2 separate regions of the Homo sapiens genome follow, and region 1 is linked to region 2. Evidence: chromatin loops called from intact Hi-C (ENCODE). Cell type or tissue: K562. All regions are shown on one strand. Links, peaks and the distances in the headings refer to the core of each region. The heading gives the core; the rest is flanking DNA. Region 1 has its middle 39 kb from the start of LINC02015. Region 2 overlaps TBL1XR1 (TBL1X/Y related 1).

Evidence for each region. Hi-C counts contacts between places; a loop is a spot of excess contacts. Peaks named below come from ENCODE experiments on the same cell type or tissue, not always from the same donor. Only the 100,000 strongest peaks of a DNase experiment are listed, where the experiment ranks them.
Region 1: a loop joins it to region 2, with 2.3 times the contacts of the local background. A loop is called at or near these places in 38 of 110 quality-filtered maps.

Annotation. Positions count from the first base shown.
Region 1 is chr3:177,773,890-177,782,233 of GRCh38, forward strand. No RefSeq gene overlaps it. Among named protein-coding and RNA genes, the nearest start is that of LINC02015, 39 kb to the right of the region's middle. In K562, for the core only: a CTCF peak has its summit at 4,063 (motif pointing left); a DNase peak (open chromatin) is centred at 4,042.
Region 2 is chr3:177,047,025-177,055,368 of GRCh38, forward strand. TBL1XR1 (TBL1X/Y related 1) reads right to left here. Exons shown (of 16, transcript NM_024665.7): 4 at 6,749-6,894; 5 at 4,480-4,702; 6 at 3,454-3,586; 7 at 2,973-3,114; 8 at 462-525; 9 at 276-373. TBL1XR1-AS1 (TBL1XR1 antisense RNA 1) reads left to right here. Exons shown (of 4, transcript NR_174966.1): 4 at 610-899. Among named protein-coding and RNA genes, the nearest start is that of TBL1XR1-AS1, 14 kb to the left of the region's middle. In K562, for the core only: a CTCF peak has its summit at 3,933 (motif pointing right); no DNase peak of the experiment used is centred there.

The DNA of each region.
Region 1 (8,344 bases), core at 260-8,259, 730 kb after region 2:
ACAAACATCAACCTCACTTGGAAGAATACATTAGATCAGGGGTGCCCTTTGCTCTGGAAATCTGTTAGTGTCTTTTGATGAGGAGCATTAGGCATTGTAATTCAGCCTCTCTTAAAGGGGCTCTGTCTGATTAAGAAGAAAACAGTTTTGTTTTATTTTGTTTTTCCTTGTATAAGATTGTTTGAGGTTAGCCAGTAGGAGTCGAATGCAAGTTCATCAGCCTTAACCACTTTCTATAAAATACACAGTATACTTAAAGTTGTTTTCTGAAGCAGGGGAGGAAACTTCATCATTGTAGCAGAAATGAACAAGTCTGCTCTGTTTTCCCAGTGCAGGAAAAAAATGGCTTTGAATCATTATTCTTATCTGTGCAATTATGTACGTGTGAAGAGAAGGACATTGTTTTATTTTTCCTAAAATGATATTTATGTCATTAAAACAAAAACAGACTCATGATAATGAACTATGAAAACTCATTCATTGATTGATTCTTCAATAAACATTTGTGGCAGGTCGATGCATTAATAAGTTAATGTAGAAATTAACCTGTGCCTTATATTGTTATTAGTATTAGTACTTTCTTGCTTGAGCAGACTCATCAGAAAATGGATGAAGAAGTAATCGCATCTTTCATCCATAGAGGGAGGGCAACCAGACTTCAATGTTATGAATTTCTGCACTTCTTTCCCCAAGACAGTCTTATCTTCCCCTCTCTTCCTCTTCCCTCTTGCTCTTCCCCACTCTTTCTTTATCCCTCCATTCCTCTCCTTCCTTCCTTCCCTCCCTCTTTCCTTCCTTCCTCCTTTCCCCCTCCCTTCCTCCTTTCCCCCTCCCTCCCTCCTTTCCTTCCTTCCTTCCTTTCCTTTTTTTCTCTGAGGCTGGTGGCGATACACAAGTTTGATGACTTCTTTACTCGGTCCTTTTGGGAAGATATCTAGGGCCTTGAAGGAAGTGAGCCTGAAATGTCCTGCAGTTGGTACAGACCTGCTGCCTGCTCACATTTGCACCTCCTAAAGATGATTGCACTTTGGAAGGAAGATAGCCACCTAGGTGATTTAAGTGGTTGTCCCCAGTGCTGCCATTTTGAAATCAGGGAAAGGGATCCCTGAGGGCCAGGCTAGAGGTGAGAGGAGAGGACTACAATTCCATCACCCTCCTAGAGTGGCAGAAGGAGAAACGGTGTCCAGGATAACTAATGCTGACTAGTGGCCTTAGGGCGAGCCCCCATTTTCATGAACTGCCTGAGTCCAAGGGAGGAAAAAGATGCCCCAATAAATCACTAATGCTGTGTGTTTTTTAAAAATCATCGATTGACAATAGAGAACTTAGAGGAGAGTAAGGTTTCTTATAGAAAGGTAAAGAATTGTGGCACTTCTTGCATCTGTGTTGTTGAGGAATTTCTATTTGTGATACACTTATCAAGCATCTTTTTCTGTCCTATTCCTGGTGCTAGACAGATGGAGAGAATCATTGCCTTCCCTTAATTAAGGGAATCTAAGTCTAGTGGGGAAGGTAGACAAACAGAATTACAACACTAAAGGAAGGGTTCTCTACTAGTCTTATGAGTACCAGGCAGGGACAGTGCAGAGGAATGGTGACTGAATCTGCTTGAACCCTGGAGAAAGGGTATGGGGGAGGAGAAAGGAAAGGCAATTCAGTGAGGGATCAGCATCTGCAAAGCCACAGAGCTGTAGAAGGTTGTCGTGTGTTAGGAACAGGTGAGACGTTCAGTGTGCATGAAGGTGGGGCTGCGGGGTACCTAGTGTGAGGTGGTAAAAGTAGATGCCTTCCCAAGGCCCTAATTAATGAGTATCATCAATTTCAAGAGTATTTCAGATTAGTCTCTGCTCAGGGAAACATGAATGGCTGCAATCTTACAGCTCATATATGAAAGACACTTGGTAGAGGAGCTTCCCCAATTTGGTAATACTAAACATGTACATGATATTGTCAATAATAGGTTGTGAAGCTGAAAGAAATTCTCTCAATTATCATTAATAATAAACAAATTTTGATTAACCATGTTACAGGAAAAATGGAATGATCTTTCTAGTTTCTCTGTAGGAAAGGATATTACAGAATTTTGTCATAAAAAGAAACAGACTCTGCAGCCAAAAATGTAGAATACAGGCATTTAGGGAGACTTGTTAGAACATCAGTACAAATCTTATGTTATCGATACCAATTCATACAAATCTGTTATTTGTTTCTGGGTTTTGTGATATTTCTGGTATTTGTTGGCTTTTTAAAGCTGATATTTTTGCATTTTTCTTTTCTCATTCTGAATAAATATTCACTATTGACTTACTTTTTATAATTTTTCATACAGAGGGCATCATAAATTGTATTAGCTTCTGGTCTCCCTAAACCTCTGTTGGCCAGCAGACAGGAGCTTAGACTAGAAAGGTAGGTTGCCACCAATCTGGAGTCCGAGACTCACAAGATGGTAGAGGACCTGCATGTCCACCTGAGGCTTCCTGTCCTCATCTTACTAAAGAAGAAACTGGGCCCAGAGATGTCGAGTGACTGCTGTAGGTCTCAGAGCCTGCTGATAGCAGAGCCAAGAGTTGGATTTATCTTTGGCTTCCCTAACATGTCTTCCTTATGTCAAGCTCTGCAAAGGGCAAGCATCGGGTAGGAGTCACAAATACGTTGACTCACTTGTTTTGGCCGGTACAATGTTTAAAAAATAACCCAATGTCAATGCTTTTAGGAGGGACTTGCACTCTACCATTCATAGTTTCTTCCATTCCCATCTCCTTACAGCAAGGTGAGGCATGTACTCGCCCTGTGTCACCTGAGAAGGTATCTGGGTTGGGGCAATGGTACTTCCAGAGCAGAGGGGTTTTGAGGCTGTAGGCTTGAGACATTCTCCTCCTGTGACACATTGCTAAGAAATGTGGTGTTCCAAAATGAATCTGCCACAACATCATCTGTCAGCAGCTCTGGTATTTGAGTTCCCGAGTAGGAAAAGAACAAAAGCCACATTCTACCTGTCAGCAATCATGAAATGGTAGGAGGAACTAGCCATGCTGGCTGGTTTGTGGATGTGTGATCACGGGCAGGGAAAACTGGAGGAATGCCAACTCTTTGAGGGAGAAACGCTGCTTGTGACAGCAGCAGACCCACTCAGAGCATATTTCAGCAAGGGGCTGCTTGTATTTAGTTTCAGCCCTTGACCGCACCGTATCTGGCAACTTAAGTTCCAAAGAAAATACAATATTTCAGGTGTTCTTAGCATAACAGTGGACCAAGAGTGGGTATGTTTTCAGTTACAAAAGCAGCTAAAACTTCAATCTCAAAAAACAGGAATCCAAACCATTACATTGCTATAAAATTCTGGCTAATGGACATAGGAAACAGTCTTGTTAGCTGTTGCCAATCCACACCAAGAAATCATCTAAAAAGAATGGTTGTGTATTTGGTCCAGTTCAGTTCTCTCCTGATATCAGACTCTAAGGCCTTCTATAAAGCAGTCTAGACTATTTTACTTGGGGACATATCTAAGGATTTAGCATATATTACATATTATGACCTTTTATATTGTTCTTAACAAAGTCTACATTTATCTAAGACTTAACTATATGCATGGGCTTTACATTTATTATATCAAATTCATGTAACAATCTTGCACTCTTTTCATTTTATAAATAAAGTATCTGATGCTCAGAGAGGTCATATCTTGTATATGATACCGTGATGCAAGACCACATATTTATCAGCAGAGCTAGGACTAGAGCTCAGGTCTCTTGTTCCAAAGTCATGACATACTCCTGCCTCAACACAACTGCCATAAAGAAAAGCTCAAACCAATGTGTACCAGTCAATGTGACTCCCCTGAAGGCTTGTGTTGCACCCAGGTATGGTCCATGGGACTAGGGTCATCACCCTTTAGGCCGGTTGGTTGCATTCACTCTAGGTTGTCTTGCTGAGCTTGCAAGGATTGGCTGGGCAGCTGCCATAATGTCCAATGACTGCCTGCTGCTGAACATAGTTATCTTTTTCCTTCTAGGGAGATGTGGAGCACCAGGGAACAGGTTCACTGAGCCACCTTGTGTCCATCTCTGGGGACTGCATCTTCCCCCACATTCTAGCACCTAAAGATATAGGGGACTCCATCTTCCTTTGCTACCACCATTCTTACATTCTAACCTGAAAGAGACTTTGCCTACATGCCTTTGGTTTTCATCAACCTCCCAGTACCAGCTTATACCTTTGGTGGACAGACTACCTGCTGTCTTAGGACTTGGGGTAATTTATGTAGATTACCAAAGAATATTTTAAATAGTTGGTCGTCACAAACTCTAAATTCTAGGAGAAATTCAGGCTCTGTCCTCTCAACTCCCGTCACAGTCTTGCAAGGAGAAGGAGCTCAGACATGAACAAAGACAAAATTGAATCTTCAAGGACACACAGTGTTGCTTCCCAAAAAGGGGGCAGAAATTTTCAGCAGGAATTGTAGTGATCATAAATAGAACAGAGGAAATTCTCTGAGTCACTTTGGATTCTATCTTTCATCTTTAATTCAGCCATTGTGGAAGCACATACAAAATGATTACATAGTGGTTAAGAGAGTGTGCTCTAAATTGGAAGCATTGGTATGAACTCATTTCTAAAATAAATGTATGTGTATATACATGCAGGTGTGCTCAGGTAAATGTGTGTATGTGTGTATACATATGTGCATATGCATATTGTAAGTGTATATGTATATTTGTGTACATACATATATACATGCATCTATTTCCCAACTCTAGCTGCTGAAAAGACCTAGAAGAAAAAAAAAGTCTAGTAGCAATGAGCACACCTAGTACTCAGATTTTGTCCTCTAATACCATTCTCTACTGAAAGAACAAGGGCTCTTCTCCTCAGAGAAGTGACTAAATGTAGGCCTGGGACAGGGAAAGTTCTAGAAGCTAATGAAACATCTTGTTATGTCGATGAGAAGGGAAGTGTTAAAAAAAATGCTGAGGGCATGTCACAGGAAAAGAGCTGGCAGGAAGTGGCTCCTGTTGCCCAAAACTGAAACAATTTAAATACCAAAATATATAAGGACAGTATGACCATAAACCACTGAAGAAAACAGGAATCCATGAATCTGAACTAATTTATTTAATAATTAGATAAATAAATAAGTGAATAAACAGAGGAAAAAGGAGGACTCTTGCTTGTTGTAGAATGCCAGGTGCTGACTGGTAAATGTGGAGAAACTGCTGGAGTTAGAAAATTATTATTTTATAGCTGTCATAGTCAAGATTGGTCCAGGGCCAAATTACCAATGGATATTAAATCTAAGGAAGAATTTTGATGAGGAGCAGGATATTTTTATGTTTTTAAACTGACTCCCAACAGATTGCCTATTAGTTTCAAGGGAATAATTATATCTACACAGTGTAGAAATCAGACAATGCCTTGATTAGGTAAACAAAATAAAGAAGCAAATAAGCTTTAAAAAATTTTTTAATTTGAGGTGGAGTATCACTCTGTCACCCAGGCTGGAGTGCAGTGGCACAATCTCAGCTCACTACAATCTCTGCCTCTTGGGTTCAAGTGATTCTCCTGCCTCAGCCTCTCAAGTAGCTGGGATTACAGGCATGCACCACCACACCCAACTAATTTTTATATTTTTAGTACAGATGGAGTTTCACCATGTTGGCCAGGGTGTCCTCTAACTCCTGACCTCAGGTGATCCACTCACCTTGGCTTCCCAAAGTGCTGGGACTGCAGGCGTGAGCTATCGTGCCCTGCACAAATAAATATTTTGTACTTCCAGGATATAATACTACGAGAAGAACACAATATTACTTGTGGGGTATTCTGGCTGGATGTATAGCATAAATGTAAGTATAAGGAAACTTCAAAAAACTGAAAATTAGATATTTTCTGTTAGAAAAAGGAGGAAGGAACAGTATTCTTTTTTTTTTTTTTTTTTTTTTTGAGACGGAGACTTGCTTTGTTGCCCAGGCTGGAGTGCAGTGGCTCGATCTCGGCTCACTGCAAGCTCCGCCTCCCGGGTTCACGCCATTCTCCTGCCTCAGCCTCCTGAGTAGCTGGGACTACAGGCGCCCACCACCACACCTGGCTAGTTTTTTGTATTTTTTTTTTAGTAGAGACGGGGTTTCACTGTGTTAGTCAGGATGGTCTCGATCTCCTGACCTCTTGATCTGCCCACCTCAACCTCCCCTGTATTTTTTAAAATGTCAATGACATTAAAAAAAGAAAAAAAAAAAGAAAGAAAGAAGGCTGCAGAAATGTCCCAGATTAAAGGAGACTAAAGAAAGATGACCAGTGCAATACCTGATTCTGCACTGAATCCTGTACTGGAGGAAAAAAATTATGATATAAAAGACATTTTTAGGCCAATTGGAAAAATTAGACTATGGACATAGTCTAGATTAAATAGATTGGATTAAAATTTTATGTTAATGTTAAGTTTCCTGAATTAGATAATTCTGCTGTGATTATGTAAGAGAATCTCTCTCAGGAAATACACATTGAATTATTTAAGGGTAAAGGGGCTTGATGTATTCAACTTCCATATGGCTTAGAAAAAACATATCATATATAATATCTTATGTATTTTAATATCTATTTATTAGATTATGTAATATGTGTTGTATAATATAAAATTTTATTTATGTAGATAGAGATGAGATGGAGAGTGCAAATGATAAAGCAAATAGGGTAAATATTAACAGATAAATCTGAGTAAATAGTATGTCAGTGTTCTTTGTACTATTCTTATTCTTGCCAATTTTTGTAAGTTTGAAATTATTTACAAGCAAAAGGCTTTTTAAAAAGGGAGTGAAAGAATGAGAGAGAGAGAGAGAGAGAGAGAGAGAATCTGTGTACCAGTGATGATTATTATAGTTCAAAATCTGACTATTTTACTAGCTGTGGGATCTTTAACAAGCTAATTGCTCTGTGCCTCAGTTTCCTTAACTGGAAAATTAAAATGATAGTACCTGCCCTATGGGGGCAGGTGTTTATCATAATTATGGTTCTAATTTTGTCTGTTGCCTAGGCTGGAGTGCAGTGGAACGATTTCGGCTCACTGCAGCCTTGACCTCCCAGGCTCCAGTGATCCTCTCACCTCAACCTCTGAAGTAGCTGGGACTACAGATGCTCACCACTACGCCTGGCTAATCTTTGCATTTTTTGTTGAGACAGGGTTTGCCATGTTGCCTGGGCTGGTCTGGAACTCCTGAGCTCAAGCAATTCACCCCAGCCTCTCAAAGTGCTGGGATTACAGGCATGCGCCACTGTGCCCAGCCCAGGCTGTTTATTATTGTTGACTCAAATGTCTTTATTTTGTTAAAGAGATACCTTAGCTGTGGGAGATAAATTAGGAACTAGGGTAAAGCTTGGGGTTTGAGGCACCTAGCAGGATCTGAGGCAGGTCTCTAGTTGACGACGGAATGTGCATGAGATACCGCTGGGAGGAGGATCATTCAGATCATTCATATCCCAAATTCAAAGATTTGGAGCTGCAGTCAGAGGCGATAGTGAAGAGTGAGCATGCATAAATACCCACTATGAATCCCGCAGAGCTGATGGTGACTCTGCTAATTATTCAGTAAGAGATTCTGAGACTCAGGAGCCTGGTGATTTTTCTAGAAAATAAAATTCAAGAGGACCAGAGTCTTTGGGTGAGGGGAGAGTGTTTCCCAATAATAAAAGCAGCAGCGAAAATAACAAATTTGATGCTTGGAAATAGGACAATTATAAATAAACCTGGTACAAGTTCTCCAAAAACAGAGATTGCCTTGTGAAAAATTCTGTCAGTTAGCAGGATGCTTAAATGACAGTATCAGGCAAGAGGAGAAGAATGTTGGCAGCGTGTGGGAGAGGTTGAAGGCCACTCCTGCCGTGCCTACGTTGGTTTCCTAATTTGGGTTGTTTCTCTCACAAGTTCCTTATTTGAAGACAGCTTGGACAGTGTTATGATTAGAAACATAATCCATTCCACATGTCCCTGGAAGCCTGAGAGGCCCAATTGCAAGGTTTTTAGGGATGAATGCCAAGGAGGCCCCCTGGAAATCTGTGACCCTGGAGCAAGTCACAGTTCATCTGGCCAGACTTGAATAGTGGCTCTTAGTGGGGGCCAGGGCAGGGTCTTGACAGACCTCCTTTACTTCTCCCCTCTGTTCTGATCTCCCTCATGACTGGGGGAGAGGGAGGAGGAGAAAGAGAGCTTGTTTGTGACCAAGGAGATGAGGCAGCAGGGAGGAGGGGCAGGTTTCTTGTGTCCTTTCTCTTTCTGCTGACTGCCCCGCTTCATCCCTGAACTTTTCAGCTGCTGTGTTATTTTTCTGCAATAGAACAACCCTAACCTCACCTCATC
Region 2 (8,344 bases), core at 115-8,114:
ATTGTAGAAGGGAAGCAAAAAGTGCAGGACGTATGACATTGTTTATGGTTCAAATTCCAGGTAAAATTAAAAGTGTTCACATAGATAAAAGGATAAGGACATTTTGGTAAGTAGATTCAGAAATGAGCTGATAGACCTAAGGAGTATTTCTAGCATAAATTCCTATGTGAATTTCCCAAATAGGAATGTTTATGTAATTGGCAGCTAAGACAAAATACTGCTTTCAATTAAGCTCTGTAATACATTTGCCTTTACAGAACTTAATGAGCTTTTACCTTGTCTACTCCAGCACTTAGGATGAAATTTCCTTTCTTATTCCATTTTAATGCAAATATAGGGCCTTTATGCTGCCCTAAGGTGCTAGCAAGGTTACCTAAAATGCAAAAGAAAAACATTAACATTATTTTAAATTTTCTATCTTTAGATCAACAACAAAGTAAAAAGGAAAATGCTTCATTTACCATCTTTAGTCCATATTCTGGCAAACCCATCATAGGAACCAGTTGCTAGAAGTGTACCTTCACTCTGCCAGAGAAAAACATTTCTTTAATTATATAATCTAGATACGGTATTTAATTGTTGTTAAAGTATTTCATGTTTAAATCCCAGGTACAGAAGAGAATGAAGACATTCTCTGCTTCAAAACTTGTCAGTTTTGCCTACTTGTGAGTGCCACTAAAGGCCTATGAAACCCTTCCACTGTGTGACACTAATGTTGTATGGGGGCCTTATATCCAAAGTTCAACAACTGACAGTGATTGCTCTGGACCAGGATCTACATCACCCCACCTCATGCATGCCAAAAGTATTCTCACAGACTCACACAACTAAGAATGAAGGTAGAGTGGTGGACTGGGAAGAACATCAAATTCATAGTCTTACAATGATTTATTAGAAGTAAAAAAGAAAAACTTTAAAATATGATTAGAAGGTTTTATATGGCCATTCCTCTAAATCCTTTACTGTCTAAAACGAAGTGTGTGGGTATGATCCAAACAATATCATTGTTTCGAATGATCAGATTCTTAAATACTTGAATGTTCCTTTCTATTATTAATCCCTTCCCACTATGAAATATTTGCCAATAAAAAGATCAACAAGGAAAAGAGCCAGAAAAGAGCACAGGCTGACTTTATAGTTAATGAAGTAAGTACAACTGCCTACTTTACCAGGAGGAAAAGTCCATATAAATTTCTCTCAACTTATATTCCCTTGCTGTGCACCTTGCCTCGATGAATTGTGTAATAAAAGGACAGATCTAACCTACTCTATGCAAACACAGAAGTTACAGATTATAGTAAACAGACTATTGCTAGAATCAGTAAACATTACTGGAGAATGAAATCCTGCATTACTTGACATATTATTGATGGTTTTTGGTAAGGGCATTCAAAACAAGATCACCTATTTCACATCTCTCAAGCCATTTAGCAGTATGGCTAAGTGACAAACAAAAACAAATGCTGGTTCTGGGAACTGCAGACTCAATTCTGCTGGGATGTGGCCATCCCTTAGGGCTCTGTCTCAAGAAGAAGGGGAGCCATGTTGAAGTCAACAGTAAAAGCTTATTTCCACATCCTACACAATGTCAAGTTTCCTCTAAACTATCAGTCCCTAAATGTTTTAGTTCATGAACTGCTCAACTAGGAAAATACTGTAAAGATGAGAAATCTCACAGGCTCTCTTGCTTTAGCCATGGAAAAGAATCATTAATCGAGGATAATGTTTTCCAAGTTCACCGTGAATAACACATTTTTTAAAAGCCCACACTTTTCAAAACTATAAAATGCAGTTCAGAACTACCAAGCTCAACAAACCAATATTCATTAACCATCCTTTTCAGTGTAAACTATAAATTTCATTAACATGGCCAGTGGACCAGGTAGCGTAAGAAAGCTGTAAGATATCTGAACTAAAATATAATAAGGGCCCATATTAAGAAAATAATTCTGTCTTGATCTTACAAGTAAATAATACTACAATGTGCTAAACCCCTTTGGAATTTTTAGAATTGTCATATGGAGGGGAAGAGTAAATATGCTGCTGGCAATTTTGGAAGAAAATGCTAAAAATACCTAGCTATGATTTCTGAAAAAACATTTCACAGAAACTGAGAACTTTAGTGGGGATAATCATTTTAAAGATAGATCTCATTCCCGGGGAAAAGAATTGGAAGATCCTTTAGAAAGTCCACAAAGGGTTGTTAAACAGAAGAGAAAAGAACATTCATTTGCTGAGCAAAGAACAACTATCTTGATATTCTTTGCAATGCTGAAATAATCTAAGAGTTTTGGGGGAGGGGCAGGGGGTAGCGGAGCGAGGTAAGAGATGTATTTAAAACTATAATGGTGAGAATTTATCAACAACGAAGTCAAAGTTTTTTGTAAGTCACAGTAGTCAAGTTGTCCTGAAAGATGTTGAATCATACACAGAATCAGAGAATTACAAGATTCCTACAGTGGGAATAAAATTCAGACGTTGTCTAGACTAATGATCCCTAAAAGGAAATTGGTAATAAAGTTCTACCAGTTCACAGAATACAGAGAAAAACAAGAACATGTTTTTTGCTACACAGAATTCTTTTATCCCCTAAGGACTCGGTTGTTATAGATTTAGTATGTTGTTTGTTATTATGGTAAGAATTTTCACCTATTATCTCAAATATTTAGGTACCATTTTCACACTTCTACTTGACATTTAAAGAAAATGAAGTACAGAGTAAAAAGTAACAATTTAACCAAGGATATGCTGTGGGATACACTGAAGAGCTGGATGTTGAACCTTGGTCTGACTAAGGCAAGTCTGTGTCCCACAGTGGGGGAGAGGGCTGGCAGGGGACGACTCCCGGTTTGTTGTTACTAGTTAATAAAACCCCAAATTCTGAACAAATAGACAAACCCTGCCGTGAGTATGAGGCTCTGAGGGTTAGGTATACTAGTAATTATATCCATCATGGATATAGTGATACTCACATTCCAATCTAGAGATGTGACATCCTTGTTGCTTGGAACATCTTGCCCTCCTTCTCGTATACAATGTCTAAGTACTAACTGTGTAGAGCCACTGGTGCTGTTCTCACTAAGATTCCATATTCTTGCTGTTGAGTCTCCAGACCTATAAAAGTATGCAATATATTTTAGATCCTCATGACATTCTCACGTATCAGAACAAGGCAACATATTTACATCTGAATATTAATAAGGCAAATAAAAACGACTATCACGAATTTTCATTTCCAGTATTTTTCCCATTCTACACGTTGGGACCCCCAAGCATTCTCGAAATAGTAAGTTTAATTAAAAATTCTACAATTACTTCATGAAGGAATAAAAAATTTACAGAGACAAAATGGCCACAACTAAGCAACAACAGAAAACCTGAATAATGCATATGTTTATAAAATGTTCAATAAGATATTTTTAAGTCATTTTAGTATCACTTTGAGAAACATACCCTGATGCTAGGAGATCACTAACAGGGTTCCAGGCACAGATAAAAACTTCAGATTCATGGCCCCGCAACACAACAGCTTTATTAGGAGGGATTTCAACATCCCCATCCACTTCCATCATATCAGTATGATTATCTGCATCGTGAAACACAAGTAAGCATTTCCAGTTAGGCAGTATTACAACATGGTGGATGGGTGATTTCTTAACTAGCAAATACCTTCCTTTATCGCACACAGTGTAACATTTTTCAATTATATCCAGTTAAGCTGAACATGACTACACAGTCTTAGTCACACAGAAAATAAATTCTTATCTTTAATTAAGTATTGACCACATACTTTTTTTTTAGAGGGGTGGGGGTGGGAGTGGGATGGGAGACTTTAAATGATTAGACCTAAACATGGATAAAACGATAAAATGGTTTGAATTAAATATAATGTCTATCAGTACTATTCTGAGTTTCTGCCAGTAGGGGTTGCTGATATCATTCATATAACATGAGTTGCCTTTTATCTCGATGTCAGAGCTCTATGGTTATTTGTTGATAACTAGTATTACAAATTTTATTTAGAAATCAAATGTAGATGTAAAAATTCATTTAACAATGGGAAAAGGGTTTCTAGATATTTTAAAAAGAAAATAAAAGTAAATCTAGCTTTTTGGAGCTTTAGGAATAAAAATCTGAATTGAACTGTGTGATACAAGTTAGGGAAACAAGTTGGTGCAAGTTAACAGATGAAATTATTTCAGCATAGAAGATGGGGCATTTCTTCTGAGAAAAAATTTTTAAAAATTCTTGTCTCCTGGGACCTTCCTGGGGGGTGGAGGGTGGGAGGAAGAGGAGGATCAGAAAAAATAACTATTGGGCACTAGGCTTAGTACCTGGGTGATGAAATAGTCTGTACAACAAACCCCTGTGATATGAGTTCATCTATATAACAAACCTGCACATGTACCCCGAATTAAAAGTTTAAAAAAATAAATAAATAAACCATGTAATTAAAAAAAAATTCTTGTCTGAGCTCACTTGCTATAGTATGTGCTCCATTCTCCTCCCCATTTGCTGTGTTTTCTCCATTTTTTGCAGATCCTTGTTGGCTGGCTGCAGCTGCGGCAGCTGCAGCAGCTGCTGCCTGTTGCTGTGCAAGCTTATCTCTATAAGCTTGTTGTCTTGTTTGTACTACATCAGGCATTACGGCATCTATCAGGGACAGAGACTCTATTGGTCGACCATCAAACAAGGTACCATCCTGGATTTGGAAAATTGTGAGAGAAGAAAAATCAAAGGCAATATTTAAAGTTATTTGTATTTATACAAAATCAGAAATGAAATGAAAATCTTCGTTCCTAAAAAAACATTTTTAGGAACTTTCTGAATTCATATAAGAAGTCCGGAGGGAATAAAGAAACTACAAGCAGCAACTGGAAATGACTGCTTACATTTTCCTTTTCATTTAATTCATACTATTATTACAGTATAGAGCTGTACAGATAGAGCTGAAATGAAAGAGATAATAAGATGTAGGCCGAGCTGATAAAAAGGCTTATTAATTAGATTCTGAAATTCTGTTAGTCAAAGCAACAAACAATATGGAATATAGTTCATATAATGATCAGAGGCCTGGTGCCCCATTATAGTAAATACATCTTTTAAAAAACTAAAAACTTTGAGCTGAAGAGTTTCTTGTGATTTGATTCAAATATTAAAGCAGAAACAGACTTCATGGGGCTATAGTGCTCTTGAATATTAGGGAGTTATTAAAATTTCCAAAGCTCTACTTATTGATATTAGGAAGTTCCTAATAAAGAGTTCTCCAAGTAAGCACAAGAAGAGACACAAACACAGAACAAGTCAGAAATACAAACAGTACAAATTAGCTGGGAACATGCATATGTGAAGTCTGGTTCACTTAAACTGGTAAACATGTACCAGTGACAATCTACAGTGTTATTGCAGGGTACTGTGAGCTGCAAAAACACAGCCTGTCTTTCTAAACTGTCCATTGTAATGTAATATTTCAGGAACAGGAGAAAGTATTTTAACTTATAAATAATTTTTAAGATACTAAACCCAACACAGATACACTGTGGAATAAGCGCCATGTCAAATTTACACACATTTTAAGAAAAAATTTAGTTTTGCGTTACTGGATGGTCACTCAAAGAGCTGAGGAAACAAACAAATCCATTTTAGTATATTATGTAATTTCTAATTCTAGTAATAATCATTGATACAGAAATCATAGATACTTCAGTTTAAAAATACTCGCAAAAGGGGAACATGTTAATCTCTGAAATAGAAGTAATGGGAAAAGCTCCTCACTATAGATAAAAATTTTAAACTAGGCTGGGCGTGGTGGCTCATGCCTGTAATTCCAGCACTTTGGGAGGCCGAGGTGGGCAGATTACCTGAGGTCAGGAGTCAAGACCAGCCTGGCCAACATGGGGAAACCCTGTCTCTACAAAAATTCAAAAATTAGCTGGGCATGGTGGTGGGTGCCTATAATCCCAGCTGCTAAGGAGGCAGAGGCAGGACAATCGCTTGAACCCAGGAGGCGGAGGTTGCAGTGAGCTGAGATTGTGCCACCACACTCCAGCCTGGGCAACAGAGCGAGATTCCGTCACACACAAAACAAAACAAAACAAAAAACAAAAACAACATTTTAAACTAGACCGGGGTTTACAACCTTTTTCTGTAAAAGAGTAGACAGTAAATATTAATTTAGGCTCTGCAGGCCATAAGGTCTCTGTCTCAACTACTATTATGCCATAAGTAGCCATGGACAATATGTAAATGCATGTGGCTATGTTCCAATCAAACTTTATTGAGAAAAACAGGGAGGAGCATTTGGCTAATGGGCCACAGTATGCTGACCCCTAAGCCAAACAAACTACTCACATGTAGTCCTTAGATAGGCAGTACCATCCAGAGTTGGCTTCAATTACAAACTGGTTTAAATTTGGGTATATTCAAATAACGTGAGAATTTACAATTTTCAGGCCAATAATTATGATCTTAGCATTCCACAGCACAATGCTGTTGTGTTAATAAAAATTCTTTATTAGTGTTTACTTACACAAACAGATTAAGGCAAACAAACTACAGATAATGGTCCTTACAACTAGGCGCCAACACCTTGCCGGTGCAACCTGACTACCACATTAGGGATGAACTGCCTGCACTTTTGTTAACCCTGTGAAGCTAAAGTCAGAATACTGAATAAGCAAGCAAGACAGCTGACTTAACGGCATATTTAAGATGAAAAAAATCAGTATTTGAAATAAGTCTTCCTTACCTCATTAATACTAACTTCTGCTTCTACATACTGTAGACCTTTCTGGATGATAGAAATCAATGCAGCGGGTGGGACGAGGGCACCATTTATATTGGACTGACTGATATGGCTTTCTATACCAAAGGTAAATGCTGAATGAGAAAATCCTAAAAACAAAAGAAAAGGCATGAGAATTTATTTTCCTAGTGGCAACATGCTAAATGACACAGAAAGAAAGATCACCATCATCTTTTCAAATCCCATCCTACCCATTTAAAATCCCAGACGAAGGTCGTGTGTGTGTGTGTGTGTGTGTGTGTGTGCGCGCGCGTGTGTGTGCATGTAAACATGTCAGCCTTTACATACTTTCTTTTTCTCTTAATGTACTCTTTAAAATTTCTAGTAAATACTTGATTATATAGCTTCAAATTTTCTAAAATGTCATGGTACACAACTTTTCTTAACAAAAAGCATCAAATGTAAAAGGTAAAACAAGTCTTTGGAAATCATATAATTAAATTGCTTCATTTAAATCAGGCCAAGACAGATTAAGGGACATTTAATATTTCTGTATTATATTTTAATATTTTTTACATCTAGAATTAAGGAACTTTATTTCAAATTTTCTTTCATCCCAGCCCAGTTCAAGTATTCAGCATCTCTCAAAAGTGGTACACATAATATGCTTTAAATAGGAATTCATTCATTCTGAATGATCTTCATTTACTTCATGTAATTGTTATCTACTACGTAGTTATAATTCAATAATGTCTGTAAAGCAATCTAGCACTCAGGTAAAATCTGAAGTATTTAAATTTCTACATATAAATTGTCAAACATCTGATAAATTCAGTATTTTGGAGCTCTTTGGAACTACTTAGGAAAACTAAAATAATAAAAATAAATTCAAATATTAAAAAATCATAACGGTTAAATCTCATTTTATGTATGAATTAAGTGCTTTAAAAATACCAATTCTTTGCCACTTAGTAATAACTCATCTATATGAAATATTTAAGAAATGAACAGCTAGCAAATGATTACCTGGTTTATAGGTCTCCATCAGCAATTACTTACTCTTAACTTGAAATACTTAAAACCAAAGCACTTACTTAATAAAAATCTCTTTATGTTGGCCTTGCTTTTTATTAATATCTAGTCAAAATTCAAAGGTAAAATTCTAAGAAGCTGATAAACCAAGGGTGGTTATTTTCTTTACTGAAATATTAATCACCATTTATCATTAAGTAGTAATTTCTATGAAGTATTTTAAACAATTCAATTAAATTGTACAAGTAATATAGAATATTAATAAACATTTATACTAAACAAAGGAAATAAATACAGGCTTATTTTGGGTCTTGGTTAAACTGATTTAATCTATATAGTATGTCTGTTGGCTAGCCTGTCTAGCCTAGTTTTTTAGTGTTTAGTAATGTCTTTTTTGGATTTTGTGCTTCCACTCTTATACTCCTTGTGGTACTTATAAACAGTCTAGTAGAAAATACTGTGGGCTCACAATTTCCTAGCATGTGGCTAGGAAAATTTGGTTATTTGATAGTCAGAGTACACCTAAGTTGATTTTCCTTGTAACCCCTTCCTTCTCTCTTTGGAACA